2 separate regions of the Homo sapiens genome follow, and region 1 is linked to region 2. A link is a loop called in an ENCODE intact Hi-C map of the cell type or tissue named here. Cell type or tissue: dorsolateral prefrontal cortex. All regions are shown on one strand. Links, peaks and the distances in the headings refer to the core of each region. The heading gives the core; the rest is flanking DNA. Region 1 overlaps DOCK4 (dedicator of cytokinesis 4). Region 2 overlaps DOCK4 (dedicator of cytokinesis 4).

What was found. Peaks named below come from ENCODE experiments on the same cell type or tissue, not always from the same donor. Only the 100,000 strongest peaks of a DNase experiment are listed, where the experiment ranks them.
Region 1: it touches region 2 in a loop (7-fold over the local background); 3 of 110 quality-filtered maps call a loop at or near these places.

Annotation. Positions count from the first base shown.
Region 1 is chr7:111,999,488-112,009,916 of GRCh38, reverse strand. It overlaps DOCK4 (dedicator of cytokinesis 4), which reads left to right. Exons shown (of 53, transcript NM_001363540.2): 2 at 5,786-5,869; 3 at 9,383-9,423. Among named protein-coding and RNA genes, the nearest start is that of DOCK4-AS1, 200 kb to the right of the region's middle. In dorsolateral prefrontal cortex, for the core only: no CTCF peak of the experiment used is centred there; a DNase peak (open chromatin) is centred at 8,565; H3K4me3 peaks cover 955 bases; H3K27ac peaks cover 5,794 bases.
Region 2 is chr7:111,924,318-111,934,746 of GRCh38, reverse strand. All of the region lies in intron 12 of DOCK4 (dedicator of cytokinesis 4), which reads left to right. Among named protein-coding and RNA genes, the nearest start is that of DOCK4-AS1, 120 kb to the right of the region's middle. In dorsolateral prefrontal cortex, for the core only: a CTCF peak has its summit at 5,256 (motif pointing left); no DNase peak of the experiment used is centred there; H3K27ac peaks cover 2,448 bases.

The sequences.
Region 1 (10,429 bases), core at 1,213-9,212, 75 kb before region 2:
TGAGCCTGGGAAGTGGAGGTTTCAGTGAGCTGAGTTCATGCCACTGCACTCCAGCCTGGGCGACGGTGAGACGCTGTCTCAAAGAAATGAAAACAATTTTAAAAAAAAGAATTTAGTTCTCCTTAATCCCTTTCCTTTTTCTCTGTTTTTTCCAAATCTTATCGAGGTTCTTCAGAAATTCTACCCCTTTATCTCTTTTCCATTTGTGATCCCCCCAAATAATCCTCATAAATGTTGATAAACCTTAATGGATACTTCCATGACACGCCAGAGCCGAATGTGAAATGAACATGGATGTAGGAAGGAACCAGTCTGAAGACCTCAGAGGTCTAAGAATTCCTTTAGAATGTCTACAACACCGATGCCTGCTCCATCACTGCCTTCTGATGGACACTGCTATGTTTTCAGACCAGTGTTCAATATTTTACAAGCACTGATATAAAATTTTATATTTAATTCTGGTGCAGTCAGCTTATTTTTGCTGTGAAAAACAACAGTTTCCTTTTGCCATGAAATAGGATTCTGTGGGCTAGCCTCAGAACTTGAGAAGAGTAGCTTTGTGTGTTCTGTGTTGTAAGCAGTTGACTCATAAGTGACCTTTTAAACCACAACCTGTTCATGAGTTGGAGATCCTTTTAGCAGAAAGATGAAGCCAAAATCTGGCCTGAAGAGAGAAGTTTTCCTTCCTTTGTATCACAAAAGACAAAGCATTTTAATGATTTCTTTCCTGCATTATGTTCCATTCCTCTTAGATGGTCAGCCTGTAAAGGGCAAGGGCAGCATGTGCTGGGCTGGAATTGACCTGTGCCAAGTAGAATCATTTTGAATATTATTTTGACAATGATGAGGAAGAATATGTTATTGTCTGTGGCTTACAGCTATGTGATTGACTTATAATAATTCTTTGTTTGTTTGTTTGTTTTGGAGATGGAGCCTCACTCTGTTGCCCAGGCTGGAGTGCAGTGGCACGATCTCAGCTCACTGCAACCTCCGCCTCCCGGGTTCAAGCGATTCTCCTGCTCAGCCTCCCAAGTAGCTGGGATTACAGGCACCCGCCACCACGCCCAGCTACTTTTTGTATTTTTAGTAGAGACGGGGTTTCGCCATGTTAGCAAGGCTGATCTCGAACTCCTGACCTCAAGTGATCTGCCTGCCTCGGCCCCGCAAAGTGCTGGGATTACAGGCATAAGCCAGTGTGCCTGGCCAATAATTCTTAATACTTTGTTTTGATTTAAAATTTTAAAAGTCATGGACTGTTGTGATTGAGTTTCTTTGTATTCAGTTTAAAAGTTTTAAAATGTCCATTGGTTCTTGGCATGAGCAAATAGCATCATTGAAACCAAGGAATGAGTCCCCATTTCACTGCATCATTTACCTTCTTTTTATCTTCCTCATAGAAAATTAGGAGTTGTGTTTGAGACTGTTTCTCACGGCTATTTAATTCTTAATAAACTGTCAATACGTACTAAACTGATATCATTATATAAAGGAATGATACTGTTAGTAATAACAGGCAGTTGGTTAGGACATCTTTTTCAAAATGGTTATGCTATGAATTTAGTGTTTTCAGCTGACAGATATTTTTTAAGGACTTTCCTGTAAACTGGGTTTATATACATATAAACTGGGTTTATTAATCCAAGTAAATTTTTCCATAGTAGCAAATGGGCAGAGATGAACACATCACCACAGCAGTAGTTTTTATACGCAGTTTAAAATTGTGCTCTCAGGGCCCGTATGACTAAAATAATAGAACCGAATATTTATATTCCCAGCTTTACCAAAGGTTCATTTTCTGTGATTGTTTCCTGTAGCTACTAAGGATCAATTTATAAGAAACTGTTCAATTTATAAGAAAAACAAGAAAAGGAAATGGAGGGATCAAAACACTGTATAGGCATCTTTGGTAAACCGTGATATTATTTGGGGGAAAATGCCCCTGGGAAGTGTACATGAATAAACTTTTGTATAAAGAGATAGCTACTTTATAATAACTGGTGACAATGCATTTTCAATTATAGATGTATTTCATGCAGAAACACTTGGAGAAATTTAAAGGGATTTAGTTGAAAAGTTGTTTCCAAATAGAATTTGAAAATAACAGATACTTTAAGTGCATTTGACAGAATTGCATATTGAAGCTTCATTAATGCATACGTGGTGTATGGGTATCTGCTTTGCTAAACTGGTTTTCCTTAGTTTATGATACATTATATGCTACCACTGAGAAACATGAGCCAACCATATTTTCAAATTCTTCGCTCTTTACCTAGAACTGCCTTTCTCTTTCATAACCTGAAGCCTAAACATTTTTCCTGAGTATAGTATCCATCCATCTATTCATTAGTACACAGCAAGGTGGAGTTACTTGTCTAACTCAGTGATTGAGAGTGACTTGCCATTTTAGAAGATAAAGATCAAAGTCATTCCTTGAACTATAGCCTGAAAAATATTCCTCTCCAATATGATCCGCAGTTTAAAACTTATTCCTTAGATACTTTTAGTTACGAGAAGAGTCCCTGAGGTTGTCCGAATCCATTAAAACCTAGACACCATTCCTCAGTGGCTTCATTCATTCATTCATTCATTCATTCATTCCATGTATTTGTACTCCATTCTTATACTCAGATGTTCATGCTGGCTCTTGAAAGATGAATGAGAAATAGTTTCTCTTCCCAAGTAGAAAGACACAGATAGACGAAGTGCTGTAATATTATGTGATGCCTTACTATATTTGAGGTGTGGTCGGAGTGTCCTGAGAACACAGATGAGGGAGTAATTGTATTCCACATGGACCCACGGATGACAAAAAGGAAGGAGTAACATCAGGAAATCTTCTAATGTCCTAACCTTGGAGCAAAGCCTTAAATTAAAGCTGCTTTGCATTTCCCAGTGTAGGAGTGAAGAAGGCAACCCCCTAAATAGAGAATAATAGATGTAAAAGCACTGAGGTCTGCAAGAAAAAGCTTAATGAGAATTTGTGTGTGGCTGAGCATAGGGCAGTGTGTGGAGAGTTGGGTTGGGTGTGAGCCTAGAAAAGTCGGAGAGCAGTTGATAAGGGCCTCATGAGATGCTGAGAGCAGGCTGTCTCTTCTGCATTATCAGATGGCTGTTGCAGGTGGAGACAAGTGTCCACTTGATCACAGGCAGTGATTACACAGACAAGGCTGGTTTGGAGGCAGAGTTCTTTGGTAAGTACTATGCCATGTCACTGCTGAGCTGAAAGTCCTCTTGCAGACTCAGAATTTGCGACTGGCAGGGGAATTTCAGTTCATTTGTCTAGCTCCTTTGTTTTATAGAGGAACCATCTGAAGGCCAATGAGATTAGGGAACTTCTTTGCTTACCTTTAATGTTTATTACATATTACGTAGCTGAATAGTCAAATCAGAATTCACCCACATAGACCGTTTGGATAAGAAATGAGATAATACATGGTTATGGCTCAGACAAGCTGTCATCCCAGTTTTAAACAACTCCTATGAAAGAATGAGTTTTCCCATGTAATGCAGTTTTTGGTTCTTAGATTTTTAAGCACACTCTTAAAATAGTATTCTCAATAATAAAAGAACCCGACTGTTGAAGACCAGAGCATTTAATGGTGATGGCCACACCCTTAAACCATACCCTCATTCACTCACCCAGTGATTATTTACACCCAGCCACACCCTTGTTCACTCACCCAGTGATGATTTACAGTGAGGATGTGGAGATTCTGAGAGGTTGATATCCTGACCGAGGTCACACAGGTAATAAGTGATGAGATTGGGGTTCAAATCCATGTGTCAAAATGCCAGGCTTGATGCTATTTTCCTACACTTGAGTGTCTGGAGAATGAAACTTGGATCACACCAACCTTTAAGAGGAGGGCTAAGAAAGAAGGTGTGGAGAAGGCTGGCGAGTGTGACAGAAGCAGTAGAAGATTCAAGAAAGGGAAGATTCCTGGAAGGCAAAATGAGTGTGGCCACATTGAGGGGACTGGAGATCTTAGTAAAGCAGTTTCAAAACACAGCAAAGGCTGGATTGCAGGGGCTGAGGAAAGTGAAGAAATGAAGTCTATTAGTAGTACTGCTGTGTTCAAGAAGGTGATGAGGAAAAAGAGAGGAGAGCCAGAAGTGCGGGAGGCAGCCCTGGGTGTACAAGGGTGTTCCTGAGTGGTAGGAGCTGTGTACAAAACTGTGTTGGGAAGTCCATGCACCAAGACTTCTAAGAGAAACATCAGTAGTGCAGAGTTTGGAAAGGCAATTCTGAGTATAAGTTTGGCTTGAAGTCTTTTAAATTGCAGTCAATCTACTGTCAGTTCAGTTGCTGATCCCTTGTAAGAAGAGGTCTCTGAAAGTTAAATGAAGTAATCTGTCAAGATATATAGACCCTTGATTGTTTTGCCAGCAAAATGCTTCTTGCACGTCATTATGAGGCTAATGGTATTCATGGTTATAGTTAGAAAATGATATCATAAATTAGTGCTTGGCTAAATGTTCTGAATTGGTTTCTATCCATATAGTTAGTTTGTTCTGTCTCATGGACTTTGGCTTGTGTTTTCTGTCCTGTGTTTTGACCTCTACTGTTAATTTTGTTTTGAGATCATAAAAGGGCATGAGACTTCTCTAAAAGCTCATTACTTATTGGCATGTTTTCATTTTTGACAGATTGGTGTGTTCCTTTAGGTTTTTAAAATATACATTCCCAACAGTAGCAATAACTTATTTTGGGGATTGGAGTTATATCTAAATCTCACTCTGAAGCAAAATTATAAGTTTCCCTCCTAAAATTTTGGCCTTTTAAGAATCATTTTCTTTTGATGTGAATTGTTAGTTGATTTCAGTGTGCATAGTATTTCATAGGAGCTGTCTTCTTTCTTTTTGTGTGTTGAAATGCATTTTCTTCATTTCTCCATATTTGCCTCCTTTCTGACTCAAGCTTTACTTACTATTCAGGGAAGAATCACTGAGCTTTATTCTCTCTATAATTCCTGGAGTTGCCAGAAAAGGACTAATCTGTGCGTACTTTCTCCGTATGGATACACCATCCTAGTCCTGTCCTGCCCTGCAAAATGTTTCAGAAACCAATTAATCTAAACCATTAATCTATAATTAATTGTGATCCCCCTCCCCATTCCAAGTGGTATTGTGCAAGTGGGAATTGTGGTGGCTGTGTGTTTAGACCTGCGGGAGGGCCCAGTCATTACTAAATAAAGTGTCTCCGTTGATTACTGCAGAAGAAGACTGCTTTTATGCACCACATACTATGCTAGGCTCTGGGCACGTAATGGTAAGCAAATGGATGCAGTCCCTTCTCTTGAGAAACTTACAGTTTATGGAAAAGAAATCTGCTCCAAACAATATAGCAGAAAGGTAAACCAAGCCTAATAACAAGCAGGAAATATATTCCTCGTTTATTATTGAACACATATTTATTAACTACTATGGGCCCGGCATTTGGATGAGGGAGTGAAGAAAGCAGTGAAACAAAAGGGTCACAGTCCTTTAAGGAGCTCTCAGGCAATACCTTTGTTTATATCTATTATTGAGTGATAGCATTGATATATTGTGTATTATTTTAATAAATTTCATATATGTGAAATGCATATTTATAATAATCTAAGAAGTTGGCAAAGTATGTGAACTTAGTGATTTTCTTAGAAAGATATAAAATTAAAATATGACAGAGGGTTCCAGCTATCAAATTATACTTCCTATTTATATTCATTTTTCCTAGTCAATAACATGTAATAATAAGCTGTAATGGACATGATTGTCTTCATATATTCTTTATCATTTTTTACAGTTATTGCCAGTTTCCGAGGAACCGTTCCATATGGCCTGTCATTGGAAATTGGAGATACAGTTCAGATCCTGGAGAAGTGTGATGGTGAGTAGCCTTATGAACAACCTCCTCAACATACGGCTGTTCATAAAGTCTACAAATTCTGTCCATACCGCTATTAATCTCTGGAACTTTTCCAGTAGTCACCACAAGTCATTTTTGACAAAATTGTTTCCTGCATTTTCAGTGTTTGGCTAATGGAAAGGCATCATTTCCTATTTTTAAGCTGATTATAATATTATTTCCTTATAATCATTAGATGCAAACAGAGAAAGCAGTTGAAGTTACCATATCTGTGGGAGTTCTTGACTCAGTGCCAAACTAGAAGGTTTTTCTCAGAATCCTCAGGATCTAGTAGATCCCACAGGACAGGAAGAAGCAGAGGCCCAGAGCAGACATGGCTTACCTGAGGTTGAGTAGCCAGATGCCTCTGGAGGGCTCCTGCCCAGGCCAACTCTGCTCCAGGCCTATAGTTTCTTCCCCTCAAACTTGGAATAAAATTATTCAATGCACTTGAATAATATTAGTAGAATATATTGTCTGACTTTGTATGATGATTATTAATTTATGTAGTAGGCAACTCATTTAAGATAGCTAATGGTTCTCAAATGTTTCCATTCCTGTTCCATGAAACATCCTTAAATGCTAGTCCTTAAAAAGATTTCTGATCAAATGACTACTTTGTTTTGTTTTTTGTTTTTCTTTGAGACAGGGTCTTCCTTTGTCACCCAGGTAGGAGTGCAGTGGCATGATCATGGCTCACTGCAGCCTCGATCTCCTGGGCTCAAGGGATCCTCCTGTCTCAGTCTCCCAAGTAGCTAGGACCACCGGGATACTTCATTATGCTTGGCTGATTTTTTTATTTTTTATTTTTTGTAGAGACAGAGTCTCACCATATTGCCCATGCTCGTCTCAAACTCTTGGCCTCAAGTGATCCTTCCACCTTGACCTTCCAGAGTGCTCAGATTACAGGCATAAGCCACTGCACCCAGCTTTCCTTTTTCTTTTTTTCTTTTTTTCTGTTTCCTTTTTTTTTTTTTTTGAGATGGAGTCTTGCTCTGTCACCCATGCTGGAGTTCAGTGGCGGGATCTTGGCTCACTGCAACCTCTGCCTCCTGGTTTCAAGTGATTCTCCTGCCTCAGCCTCCCGAATAGCTGGGATTACAGGCACATGCCACCACACTCAGCTAATTTTTTGTATTTTTAGTAGAGATGGGATTTCACCATGTTGGCCAGGCTGTCCTCGAACTCCTGACCTCAGGTGATCCACCCACCTTGGCCTCCCAAAGTGCTGCGATTAGAGGTGTGAGCCACCATGCCCGGCCACCCAGCTTTTCTTGTTAACAAAATGACTACATTTTAGAGCCCCGTTAGTATATCCGAAAATACTCATGTTTTTCCTCTTTTAAGGTTTTCCTTACTAGGAATTTATATTATGATGATATTTTTATCATATCAAGGTTTATTATAGATGAAACTGTATTCCCCCAAACAGAACTACGACATTTAGTTAGACCCTAGCATTAGATGCTGGTGATATCGGAATGTTTATTCTGTCCACTGTGATTGATACCTTAAAAAATATAATAAGATTTCCTGTGTTATTGCCAGATATATTTTGTCTGTTACTACTTTGTATACAGATAAATATAAAATTTATTGTGAATTGGTGCATGAAACTGGACTGCATATCTAATAGGAGGTGTTTTGTAATCTAAGACTTTTTCTGTATAGTATAATTGGACAGAGACCTCTCTATGACATTTTTGCAATTCTCAAGAAGTTTTGTTTTTTGTTAGAATAATTATTTACAAATGGATGTATTTCTTGGATCTGTCTTTATGGCAACTGATAAACCCTGAGATATAGAGATTCTGATTTTCAGTTCATTCTGCTCTCCTCAGACTGATTTTAAAACTGTTAGGGACGATATTTTACAATATATCCTTTTAAGAAAATGTATTATGAGGAGGAAAAATGTTTAAATACAAAGCTCAAATATTTGTTTTGTATTAAAATTTTGCCTAAAATTTAATCATTGAAAAAATTCTATTAGGCATAATATTTACTACATAGTATAATAATTTTTTTGCCAATGAGCAAAATGGTCTTTACACTTGAAAAAATACAATATATATCCTGATTTGTTTTAAACTATAAAAAGACATGTAAGGATAGTGCTGCAAAATTGATTCAGAATTGCTGGGAGCTTAAATCCAGCAGTCCTTGAGCCTGCTTATTGGCAAGGGATGCGACCTAAGACCCCCAGGATACCTGCAACCTTGGATGGTACTGAACCTTATACATCCTACATTTTTTCCTTTACATGTGATAAAGTTTAATTCATAAACTAGCCACAGTTGACAAGAACTAATGATGAAATAGAATAATTATAACAATATTCTGTTCACAGTTTCATGAATAGAAGATTCATTTTTACCTAGATTTTAGCAACCTCAGCATATGATTTTTTTTTCTTTCCTTATTAAATTCAAGAACTTTCACCTTTTCACTTAAAGCACTTTATGGCTTCTCTTTGGCACTTCCCAGTTGCCAACATCACTACTCTTGTGCCTTGGAGCCATGATTAAGTAAAATAAGGGTGACTTGAACACAAGGACTTTAAAACTGTGATCCTCAATCTGGTAACCGAGAGGGCTAGTAAATAACTAATGGGTGGGTAGCACTGACAGTGTGGATATGCTGAACAAAAGGATGATTCATGTCCTGGGTGGAACTGAGCGGGCAGGCACGGGATTTCATCATGCTACTTAGAATGGCATGCAGTTTAAACCTTATGAATTATTTCTGGAATTTTCCATGTAGTATTTTTGCACCCAGGTTGACCATGAGTAACTGAAACCGTGGAAAGTGAAACCGCAGATAAGAAGGGCCTACTATAATAGTCATTCTACAGAATAAAAATTACGCTGAGCTCTTGGTCAGCCATTGTGCTGATGAAAATGTGCCAGTTAATTCTGGCAGTGAATGATGGCTTTACTCTTTGTATGATATGAGACTGATCTTAACCCAAGACCGTAGGCTTAAGGATGTGCAATTCACGTCATGACTGTTGGCCAGGTACTATTATTTGGTGGCAGAGTCTGGCGTTTGTAGTCAGGCAAGTAGAATTTGGAAATGTATGAAATCTTGTGCAGATTCTTGACTTTCCCTGTGACATAATGTGGCCTTTCATAAAATGGGAAGAAGTGGTACTCAGAGATGTCAAGTAACCTGGCCAAGATTAAACAGACAATAAGAAGCAAAGCCAGAATTGAAGCCCAATGCTCTGATTTTAAAGCCTTTATTCACATTATGTATTTTTCTGTTGTTTATAAAAATTTTTGATACAGTTTTTTAAAAATGGTTTTATTAATAGAATTCTTATGTTTGGTCACTCGAGCTATTTTGTAGCCTAAGGCCAATACCTACCATATTTATCCATAGAATCTTTTCATGTATGGTAAAATTCCATCGGCAAAGAACAGATTGATTTGTTATTATCTTTAAAATATTACAATGGTTTATCAAAATATGACCATGATTATTTTTCCACAGGCTGGTACAGAGGATTTGCCTTAAAAAACCCAAATATCAAGGTAAAAATTGTTATTTCTAACTATAATTATGAAATTTATTAAGAAAGATAGTTATTTAAATTATTTCTTTATACAATTGAAATTACAGTTGGGACTCAGTTGAAATGCCAAATGATATTGCAAATTTTTATAATTTTGGAAATTCCTTTGAACTTGGATTATAGTTAAGATATGCTACTCAAATGATAATCCTATTTAGCTCTTGAAAATTGTACTGAGAAGACCTTAATAAGCTCATTATATATAAACAAAATCTTTTTGAAGTGGTAGTTTCTCAGAGAGCTAAATTAAAATTCAGGCAGGGGAAATACATATGCCAAAAGAAATATTAAATAGCAGTATTTAATCTTTATGTTTTCCATGGTATCATTTGTAAAATATCGGTATGGAGAAACAAGTATACTTAGCGGCATGTTAAGAGTCCCTTTGGATTTGGGGGGCTGAAGCCAGGAAAACAATATTATTAAAAAACCCATCTTTCTTACCATTTCAGGCAGAAATTAAGATTCATTATCCTTGATACATTTCTATAAATCCTCAGGAATTAGAGCAAGAAGTAATGTCATTTTTGTTTTATCTTTTATTTGTATAGTTTGCAATTTTGACAGTAATCCTTACTAATATCTGTGTTTTTCTATCTTACTCTAATCTCCTCAGTCTTCACCTGTATTTCCTACATTCTCTAATATTTTCATATATGTCATTTTTTTTTTTGGTTTAATTCTAGCTTTGGGATTGTAGATAAGAAATTTGTATTTTCATTCTCAAAATACACTTTTGCCTTTTTCCTTAAATATGCCATTTTCTGGATCATTCAACTGTGTTTAATTACTTCATGTATTTTAGGTCATCCTAAAGGGGAACGGTAAGGGACAAAAGAGTATATAAATTTAATTTTTTAAATACTTTACTCCTCATTTAACATTGTTTTTATATATCTATGAGGCACATGCAAATATAGCTTCAGTATTTAATGAATTCATTTAGACCATATTTGAGAAGGAAA
Region 2 (10,429 bases), core at 895-8,894:
TAACACGGTGAAACCTCATCTCTACTAAAAAAAAAAAAAAAATACAAAAATTAGCCGGGCATGGTGGCAGGCACCTGTAGTCCCAGCTACTCCGGAGGCTGAGGCAGGAGAATGGCGTGAACCTGGAAGGCGGAGCTTGCAATGAGCCAAGGTCGCGCCACTGCACTGCAGCCCGGGTGACAGAGCAAGACACTGTCTAAAAAAAAAAAAAAAAAAAAAAAAACAAAAACAAAACAAAACATGCTTCGCTGCCTATGGCTGGCTTTGAGCAGCAACATTATTGACAAACATACAGGTTCACACATTGAAGTTGGCTAAAAAAGAAAGTGATGCTGATTGCAGTGGCATGTGAAGAAAAATGTGTGTGTGCTTGTTCAGAGAGGAACTGAAATATATACCACTATAAGTCGTATGAGGTACATAGTATTGTACTAGTAACATATAGTATATACTACATTATATAGCATATATAGATTGCATAGCATAAATAATGACATCTTTAGGTTTGGTCAGTAGACAAAAACTTGGTGAATATTGTTTGTTCTTATCCACCATTCAGACCCACATTGAAGCAAAACAAAGTATGCAGTCATGTGCTTTAATCGATATAAAGAAACTTCAAATAAAGTAAGCTGTTTCTTGAACTGAATGTGTTGTTTTTTAAGACTGATTTTTAAAAACACCTTGAATATAGATATTTTTGTTGCAGTCCAGATCACCTGGCAATTAGGAGAACCAGAATTTAAATTCAAACCGCCTTTCTTTTTTCAGAGCCTTGCACATCTTGCTAGACCAAACTGACCGCAAAGAGAAAACCACTGTAGACAGAGCTTTGTCATTCAGTTCAGTGAGAGCCATAAGTACCTCCAACTCACACATGTGGCAACGCTTCAGACTATAATGAGTGGTGAGGTCAGTTTCCTCCTCCCTCTCCTTAGAGTTGGAGAGATAACTTGGGTTTTATTTGATGCAGATGGCCCTTTGCTTTGGACAAAGTCCTGCATCTACCACTAAACAAACAAGACACTTGGAGCACTTACTATTGAGGGCAGAATCTCTAAAAGACTCACACGAGACAGGAGAAATGAAATACAACATGGAACTACTATGTATGCTTGTCTTCTCTTTTCCCACAAAACAATTACAATTCTCGGCTGGGTGCGGTGGCTCACGTCTGTAATCACAGCACTTTGGGAGGCCAAGGCGGGTGGATCACAAGGTCAGGAGATTGAGACCATCCTGGCAAACATGGTGAAACACCCGTCTCTACTAAAAATACAAAAAATTAGCTGGGCCTGGTGGCGCGTGCCTGTAATCCCAGCTACTCCGGAGTCTGAGGCAGGAGAATCGCTTAAACCAGGGAGTCGGAGGTTGCAGTGAGCCAAGATCGCACCACTGCACTCCAGCCTGGCGACAGAGAGAGACTCCATCTCAAAAAAAAAAAAAAATATATATATATATATATATGTATATATGTATATATATATAAGTATATATGTATATATACGTATATATGTGTATATACGTATATATGTGTATATACGTATATATGTGTATATACGTATATATGTGTATATACGTATATATGTGTATATACGTATATATATGTGTATATACGTATATATATGTGTATATACGTATATATATGTGTATATACGTATATATATGTGTATATATATGTATATATATACACACTTCTCCTGATTGTCCATGGATAAAATGGTTTAATTTCAATACCCCCTCAGTAAGATAGTAGAGCTGCTATTTGTTAGAGAACACATCTTGTGGAATTCATTGGTAGACTTCCAGCCAAATCCAGTTCTACTCTAAACCTTTCGGTGTTTCTTGATACCAGTGACCATCATTTTGTCATTAAATTTACCCTAGACCTGTGCTGTCCAATTCAGGAGGCAGCAGCCATATGTTGCTGTTGACAATTAGACATGAACCTAGTATACCACTAGAATTGAGATGTGCTGTAATTGTAAAGAACATACCGTATTTTGAAGACTTGGCCCAATAAGAAGAATGTAAAATACCCATCAATAATTTTCATATTGATTACATGTTGAAATGATAACATTTTGGATATATTGGGATAAATAATGTATGCTATTAAATTTTTTTTTTTACTTTTTTGACATGGTTACTAGGGAAATTTAAATTTCATTCATGATTCACATTATACTTCTGAGTCAGTGCTACTCCAGGCTCTGTTTAAAGGCTAGCATTTTTTTAAGTTCTTATGGATCACAAACAAATCCATTATGCCCTGCTCCTTTCTTTCTGCCTATTAACTGTGAATAGAAGAGTTGGTAACCATGGTGTATCTTGTTCTTTCTCCCTATGCGTCCTGTTACCTTAATTTGCTTGCATTTGCCCTCAGTATGGATAAACAAATACCAAACTAATCCTGACCTTCTGACTTTTCACATGTAGTCCCTGACCTTCCTACCATCATAGATGTGGTCTTGACTCACCATGATATGCTGAACTGTTGGCTACATGTCTTTCCCAACTCCTTTTCATCTCCCAGTCCTTTCCCACTTCAAATATGCCTCATGCAGGACAACATTCATCTGTTATTAGGTTGTTTGAATATATAATTGTCCAAACTCTGAGGTCATACCCAATTGCCTCTGGAATGTTGGTGAAGTTCTCAATGGTAGGCTTTGATTTATATCTCTAGATAGACTCTAACATAAGTGATCCTGTATCCTTAAGGCCTGCGTTAAAGGTCAGGATTCCAGTTAAACCAAACCACACATTTCCCTCTGCTTACAGACAGGAGTCATCTCTTAGAGAGTATAGTGTAGTATTTAAGAGCTTTTTCTCTGCAAGCAGGATGTCCTAGGTTTGAATCCTCTAAGGGATATTGGGAAGATTAAAAGAAAAAATGTATGCAAAGCACTTACCACAGGACATCATACATGGTGTGTGTTTAATGTTAGCTATTATTATTGTTTACCCACTTTAAAGCCACTAGCTGAAATATTCTATCCTTACCTCTTAAGTTGTCTGTTTTCATTGTCTCGAAATGGATCCTGATTTAATCTCCTTAATGAAGACTTTTAGAATAACACAATTGGATTATTGATATGTTGGATCATTGAACCGACCCCTTCTATACTTTGTTTCCTTCATCTCCTCTCCATTGATTTGATTGCTAATATCTCTTCCTGGTTTCTTTTAACTTAATTGTTGGCCTTCTGATTAACTTCAGGAAGGAAGGGAAGCACATTCTGTTTCCTTGGGCAGTTCCTCCCATGTTTAGATGTGTCCACATGTTCCATGTGCTTTGTCAATTTTACTAGCTCCTTATTCTTACTGGAATCCTGAGTGAAACCCTACCAGATAGTGAGATCCAAACCACCCTTTTCCATGAGTCATACCTTTTCTGTTTACAGCCTTTGTACTGAAATGAAAAGCTACGTGTTGTAGCCTTTGCAAAGAATGAAAGAAACCATTGTACCATAAAGCCTTGTAAAAAGGTTTCCCCTTCCTCTGGCAGGATCCATTCCCATTTTGCAGCCTGCTGTGATGCTCAGATTCCTAGGCAACCAAATGTATGCACTTTATACCTGGCTTCTGCTACAAAGCCCTGTCTGCTCCGCTGTCCTTGTGACCTCAGCCCTTCTCTACCCTTCTCTCTTAACCCTGAGGCCCAGCCAGGCCCACGCAGCCTGCATCTATCTGCCTTCTGTTTCTCTGGTCTCTCTCTCTGATCCTTTCTAGCCTCTCTCAAGCTGAGGCAAACCCAGCCCTAAGCCTCTTCACTCTAATATTCTGCTCTAGAGAGTGGAAGCTCAGGAAGAAGCCTAAAAACTAATTTAAAGAAAAGCAAAACTTATACTCTTCCCACCAAAGCTTCCACCCTTCAGTCTACGTAGATCATTGTTCTGTATCCCCTTGATCTATATCCTTGGTTGAGGAATGGAAGTTCTGTGGCCAGCAGATAGGGATTCCAGAGCTGTTCAGCTTCATTATTGAAAGGGAGGCACATTCATGGCTTACCTCAAGATAGTGGGGGAAGCAAGAGCACAAGAAATTGAAGAGGGAAATTAGGGTGCCTAATGTTTAAACTGTCACAACAGTTAGATAATGTTGACTTCCGCTGTTTTCTCTCTGGACCACAGAATTGTTTGTTAAATGGAAGCAGTGCAGTCAAACGTTTTCAAAAGAATTGAGTTCACTCTAAAAAGTACTGTTTTTCCCCACTTTCTCCTGCTATTCCTCAGTCACTGGCACTAAAAAAAGAGAAAAAAACGCAACTTTGAAATTGGTTTCGGAAACAAATTCTACCAGCTAATTTCCAGGCCCTTTATGCTTCATTGATGTCCTCCTAGCTATTGGAGTTGTAATCTTGTCTGGTTAATAGATAAAGGGATTCACCAATTAACTGGGCTTTTTTCCCCTCTAACCTAAGACTTATGTTGCAAAGGTACATTAACCACTATCTTAGTTGAGTTTAGAAACTGGGAGAAAATTGCAAGCAATCCATTTAACTTTTTAAGATGTTTTAAAAATTGAATTACTATATCTTCACAGTTAGATATAGTTAGGTTGAGTAGTTTGAAATCTCCAAAGTTGTGCTGTTTTATGAATTTTAAATCCAAAGGCAATGTTGTGAGAATTTGAAATTCTAAAAGTATTCATTAATGTGAGCCTGGTTTAGGTTTGTTGAGCAAATGGTTATTATAAATTTCACCTCTGATAGACAGCAGTTGAATTATAGGAATGTGACATTAGACTGAGCCAATATGATTTACTGAGGCAAATTAAGTTCTACGTCTTGAAACGGTGTGTAAAAATCATTGGCTATGGTTCAGTATGTCCCAAGAGAAACTTCAAAGTCTTTTCATATTATCTGTGTATTTATGAAATATTTTCTATGGTTTGCACATGTAGCTTACACCTAGAAGAAATCATATTTGCTATTCAGGTAAGTTTCTAGAGTCTTTGTTGTATCTTAGATGAGTGTACATGGTTGTATTCCTGCCAGCTATACTTTTTAACTCCATAAGGAGACCACAATATATAGCGAGAGCAGTTTAACTCTATTCAGGAAATATATGGTGTTTTTTATTTGGCTGAGGTGAAAGGAGGCTTTTTGAGAGTGTTAGGTTGCATTTTTGGGTCCACACATACCAATGTAGTCATTTTATTCAGTGTTACCAAGTTGGTATAATTCATAAGAATTTGATCAGTGCACCTGATTTTTGAACATTGTATTTGCTTTCTAGTATCATTGAAATAAAAGTAGTACTTATTGGCACCACCTATTGGTTAGACATTTAATATGTGACCTTTTTGCTGACTTTTGGAGTTTCCTAAATATTTTACCATGATCTCTCTTTAAAGTTTTTTTTTCAACTAATTTGTAGAAAACAGTACAAAGAATTTGTAATTTCCCAAAGGTTAACATTATACTACATTTCATTTGCATAATCTCCCTCCATTTATATATGTATGTGTGTGCATATAGTCATATAACGCAACATTAATGAATTTGATATGATCCTTAAGGATTATATCAGAGCCTTGATTGTATATGTTTGTGTGTGTATATATGTACATATACACTTATATATGCATGTATACACACATATGTACATATATACACATATACACATCTATACACATCATACATATATACATTTCTTTTCCTGAGCTGCCTGAGAACAAATTGCAGACATGATCCCTCTCTACCCCTGCTTACTTCAGAACATAGCAACAGAACCACAGTACAGTTATCTAAATCAGAATGTTAACATTGATATAATACTGTTATCTAATCTGCAAACCTTGTTCAGATTTTGACAATTTTCTCTACGTCTTTTATAACAAAAGAAAATCCTAGCCAGGTTTGGTGGCTCCCACCTGTAATCCCAGTACTTTGGGAGGCCGAGGTCCGTGGATCACTTGAGGTCAGGAGTTCGAGACCAGCCTGACCAACGTGGTGAAAACCCATCTCTACTAAAAATACAAAAATTAGCTGGGTGTGGTGGCACGTGCCTGTTAATTCCAGCTACTCAGGAGGCTGAGGCAGGAGAATCAATTGAATCTGGGAAGCAGAGGTTACAGTGAGCCAAGATTGTGCCACTGTACTCCAGCCTAGGTGACAGAGCGAGACTCCATCTTAAAAAAAAAAAAAAAAAAAGAAAAAGAAAATCCAGGCTATTTTGCATGCAGTTGTCATATCTCTTGTTTCCTTCGATCTAAATCATGCTAATGACAGCAAAGAAAAAATATAGTTCAAAATATGTTACTACATTACACCGTAAGATATTTTTTAAAGTTCATGCAGTATTTAAAAAAAATAAAACTAAATCCAAATGATGTGAATGGAAGTAGTGATTAGAGCTTGATTTCATTTTCTAAATGAGCTATGTATGGCTAATTTAGATATAATCACTAGCAATACTGTTTGCAAGATTTGCTGCATAGGAAAAATATGGAAGTATTTCAGTAAATTAAAATAATCAGATATTAAACTACAATCATAGATACTATTGTAGAGGAGGAAAAATATTTCCTCATGTATCCTAGGTTCATGGATTAAGCCCCAACAACAAAAGACAGAGTAACAAAAGAAAAGTATACAAACAAACATATTTAAGTTCTTTGTGACATGAGAGCCTTCATTAGGAAATGAACACCTGAAGAAACAGTTTAATCTTAGTTTTTTTATAGTAGGTCTGATGAAGAACAGGGAGTTGTAGAGAAATACTAGGGGGTGAAAAAGGTATCGTCTAATGGCAATAAACTGGGAGAAACTTAGGAAGGCCTGTTTATTCAGGTTCTTCTCTGCAACACTTTGTTTTCAGAGATAAGGATGTACTTTTCATCCAATATACGGAGGGCACTTCTTATGACCTGCTCAGGGGAGAATGGCAGGGAAGGTCCGAGAGACCTTCCTGCACATGGTGTCTCTCCAAATAGTCAGTATGCCAAGGAACCATGTTTTAGGGTAATGTGTCCTGAACCCCATCACTATGCTCTATACACATTTTTTAAATGGTTTGCAGCCCATGGATTCCTTTGTATTGGTATTGTGGAAATAAAATACAAATAGGTAATAATAGTTACAGTAAAAACAAACAAAGCCTGTTTAAAAAACCTAGACATAGTCCTCAGTATATGCTATTGAAATGTTGATACACTAAATCAGAATAAGAATGGAAACTTTAAAGTGAAAAATTCCCCTTAGTTAAAAAGGAAATGTTGAAATCCCTTCGAATGCTCTCATCACTCCTACCAAATGTGGAGAAGCCCCTCTCCAGCTTTCATTGCTGGTCAGCAGATTTCTTTTGTAGTTAAGACTCAATGAAAGTAAATAATTTCACATGTCTTTAATGCCTTTTCATTTGACATTCTGTGACATTATGTATTGCTTCAATCTTATGTTCTTTATAACTCTTAGCCATGAGCTAACCACTTCTCTAGAGAAAACATAAAAGCCTTTCCCAAAGCTTTGAAATTTAGAACTAGCAGATCTGCAAACCAGCAGTTATAATCACAAGATTATTTGTTCACGCTTATCATACCTTTTGCATATTAGAAGGTAGTCATCCCAATGGACAGAGTTACCCACTTCGAAGATCTCAGGAAGATGATCTTCAGACAGTGAGCCTATGGTCAGACCCTTTGGGTTATCCTCAGTGATGTCAAAATTATATTCTTTAAGACTTAACTTAGTTTAAAGAAGCAATCAGCAATAAGCATATTCACAAATTGAACAATACTGGCTAAAACTCAGAAACCAAGGTATGACTATTAAGAAATAAAAGTGTTTTCTTTCTTCCTGTCTTCCTTCCTCCGTTCTTTTTCTTTTTTTCTTTCTTCCTTCTTTCCTTCCTTCCTTCCTTCCTTCCTTTCTCTCTCTCTCTCTTTTTCTCTTTCTCTTTCTTTCTTTTTTCTTTGCCTCACGCTGTCGCCAGGCTGGAGTGCAGTGGCATGATCTCGGCTCACTGCAACCTCTGCCTCCCGGGTTCAAGTGATTCCCCTGCCTCAGCCTCCTGAATAGCTGGAACTACAGGTGGCACACCACCACGCTTGGCTTATTTATTTATTTATTTATTGTATTTTAGTAGAGATGTGTTTTTACCATGTTGGCCAGGATAGTCTCGATCTCCTGACCTCGTGATCTGCCCACCTTGCCCGCCTTGCCCGCCCGCCCTGCTTCCTTCCTTCCTTTCTTTCTCTTTCTCTTTCTCTTTTTCTTTCTTTTTTTCTTCCTTCTTTTTTTCTTTGTTTCTTTCTTTTTCTTTCTTTCTTTCTTTTTCTCTTTCTCTCTCTCTCTCTCTCTGTCTTTCTTTTTTCTTTGTCTCGCTGTGTCGCCAGGCTGGAGTGCAGTGGCGTGATCTCGGCTCACTGCAACCTCCGCCTCCCGGGTTCAAGTGATTTCCCTGCCTCAGCCTCCTGAATAGCTGGAACTACAGGCGGCGCGCCACCATGCTCGGCTTATTTATTTATTTATTCATTGTATTTTAGTAGAGATGGGGTTTTACCATGTTGGCCAGGATAGTCTCGATCTCCTGACCTCGTGATCTGCCCACCTTGCCCGCCTTCCTTCCTTCTTTTTCTTTCTTTTTCTCTTTTTCTTTCTTTCTTTCTTTCTTTCTTTTTCTCTTTCTCTCTCTCTCTCTTTCTTTTTTCTTTGTCTCGCTCTGTCGCCAGGCTGGAGTGCAGTGGCACGATCTCGGCTCACTACAACCTCCGCCTCCCGGGTTCAAGTGATTCCCCTGCCTCAGCCTCCTGAATAGCTGGAACTACAGGCGACACGCCACCATGCAAGGCTTATTTATTTATTTATTGTATTTTAGTAGAGATGGGGTTTTACCATGTTGGCCAGGATAGTCTCGATCTCCTGACCTCGTGATCTGCCCACCTTGCCCTCCCAAAGTCCTGGGATTACAGGCATGAGCCACTGTGCCCGGCCCTCTTTTTTCTTTCTTTTCATTTTAAATTGGTTTTGAAAGTATATCTAAAAGAGGAGATACATCCCAAATTTAAGCAGTGGCAACATTAATAGCGTAAGTATCTAGCTCTGCAAGATGACAATGTTAAAGGACAGCTGTAATTTGGGTACTTTGGTCCTACTGGGTAGAGGCTTTGAGTAACTAGGCTCCTTTCATCATGTAATTAACACATTGTTAAGCAGGCCTCTGGTAATGTTCACAGCTCCCATTTTCCCATCTGCATCTTGATTTCTCCATCTAACCTGGCTCATTTGTACACACCAGTCTCTTCCTAATATTCTGGCTTTTGCTCCATTGACTCATTTTCCGATAGTATTGTCTCACTTAATACCTCACACTTTCTAGAAATTTGACTTTCTTTCTTTCCTCTGCTTCAGAGACTTTCAGAGCCTGTCTCTGACCTCCCAGTGTAAATACCTCATTTTAATCAGCCAGGATTTTACTGCTTGGTGTAGCTAGGATGTGCCTCTGGAAAAGTTTTCACTGGCTTTGAGTTGAACTCCAGATAGGATATATAGCTTCTAATGTATTTACTGTGAAATTCAATTATCTTTTCTTATAGATATAACACATAACATTCTAATGCACAAAGCAAAGCTTAGATGATTAATTTTGTAAATCAAGCACATAGGAAGGAATAGATGTAAAATTTGTGCTCTGATAAGATTGAGGCCCTACGTATTTCAGAAATGAACAGGTTTTACTGAAGGTGATTTTTGAAAAAATCTACTAATATCATCTATAGGAAGTTTTGCTAATACCTCATAATGTTAGTAATTTTTTGTAGTACAAGTTTAGAAATTCCACCAATTGTGTTTTACTCTCAGCCCCCACCTCCCAAACATACAAAGTATGCAAGTACTGTCAAGAAATAGTGTTTTGAGAGTTTACTACAGAATGGCAGTGTGAAGAGCTGCACCATCCTCCTCCAATGGAACAACCATTATTGATGAAAATCGTATTTTCTTTTAGATTTTAAATTAAATTATTTTTCATATTTATTTATTTTTAAAAATGAAATGGGGACTCACTACATTGGCCAGGTTGGTCTTGAACTGGCCTTAAGCAATCCTCCCACCTTTGCCTCCCAAAGGATTATAGGTGTGAGCCACTGTGCCTGGTCACAAATTGTATTTTAAAACAGGACTAATGTCTAGAAATCTTCCTAAGTGTAGACAGCAAATAAAGAGTAACTGCCAACTCCTGGTAAGAATCAAGAGAGTTGGTGAAACTTATATCACATCTCATTTTCTCCTTCCTGCCTGCACCAGCTCAGCGTGATGAAAATTCCACTACATATACATGTAGCCAAGAAGATGGGGTTCCCTCTCCCATCAGCTTCCAGTCAAGGTATATGGTATCTCACCAGGAGAGGGTAGGCTACTAGCATATCACATTTCCCCTGGTCCCAGTTGTATAGCCTAAAAAAAGTAAATGTGTAACCCACT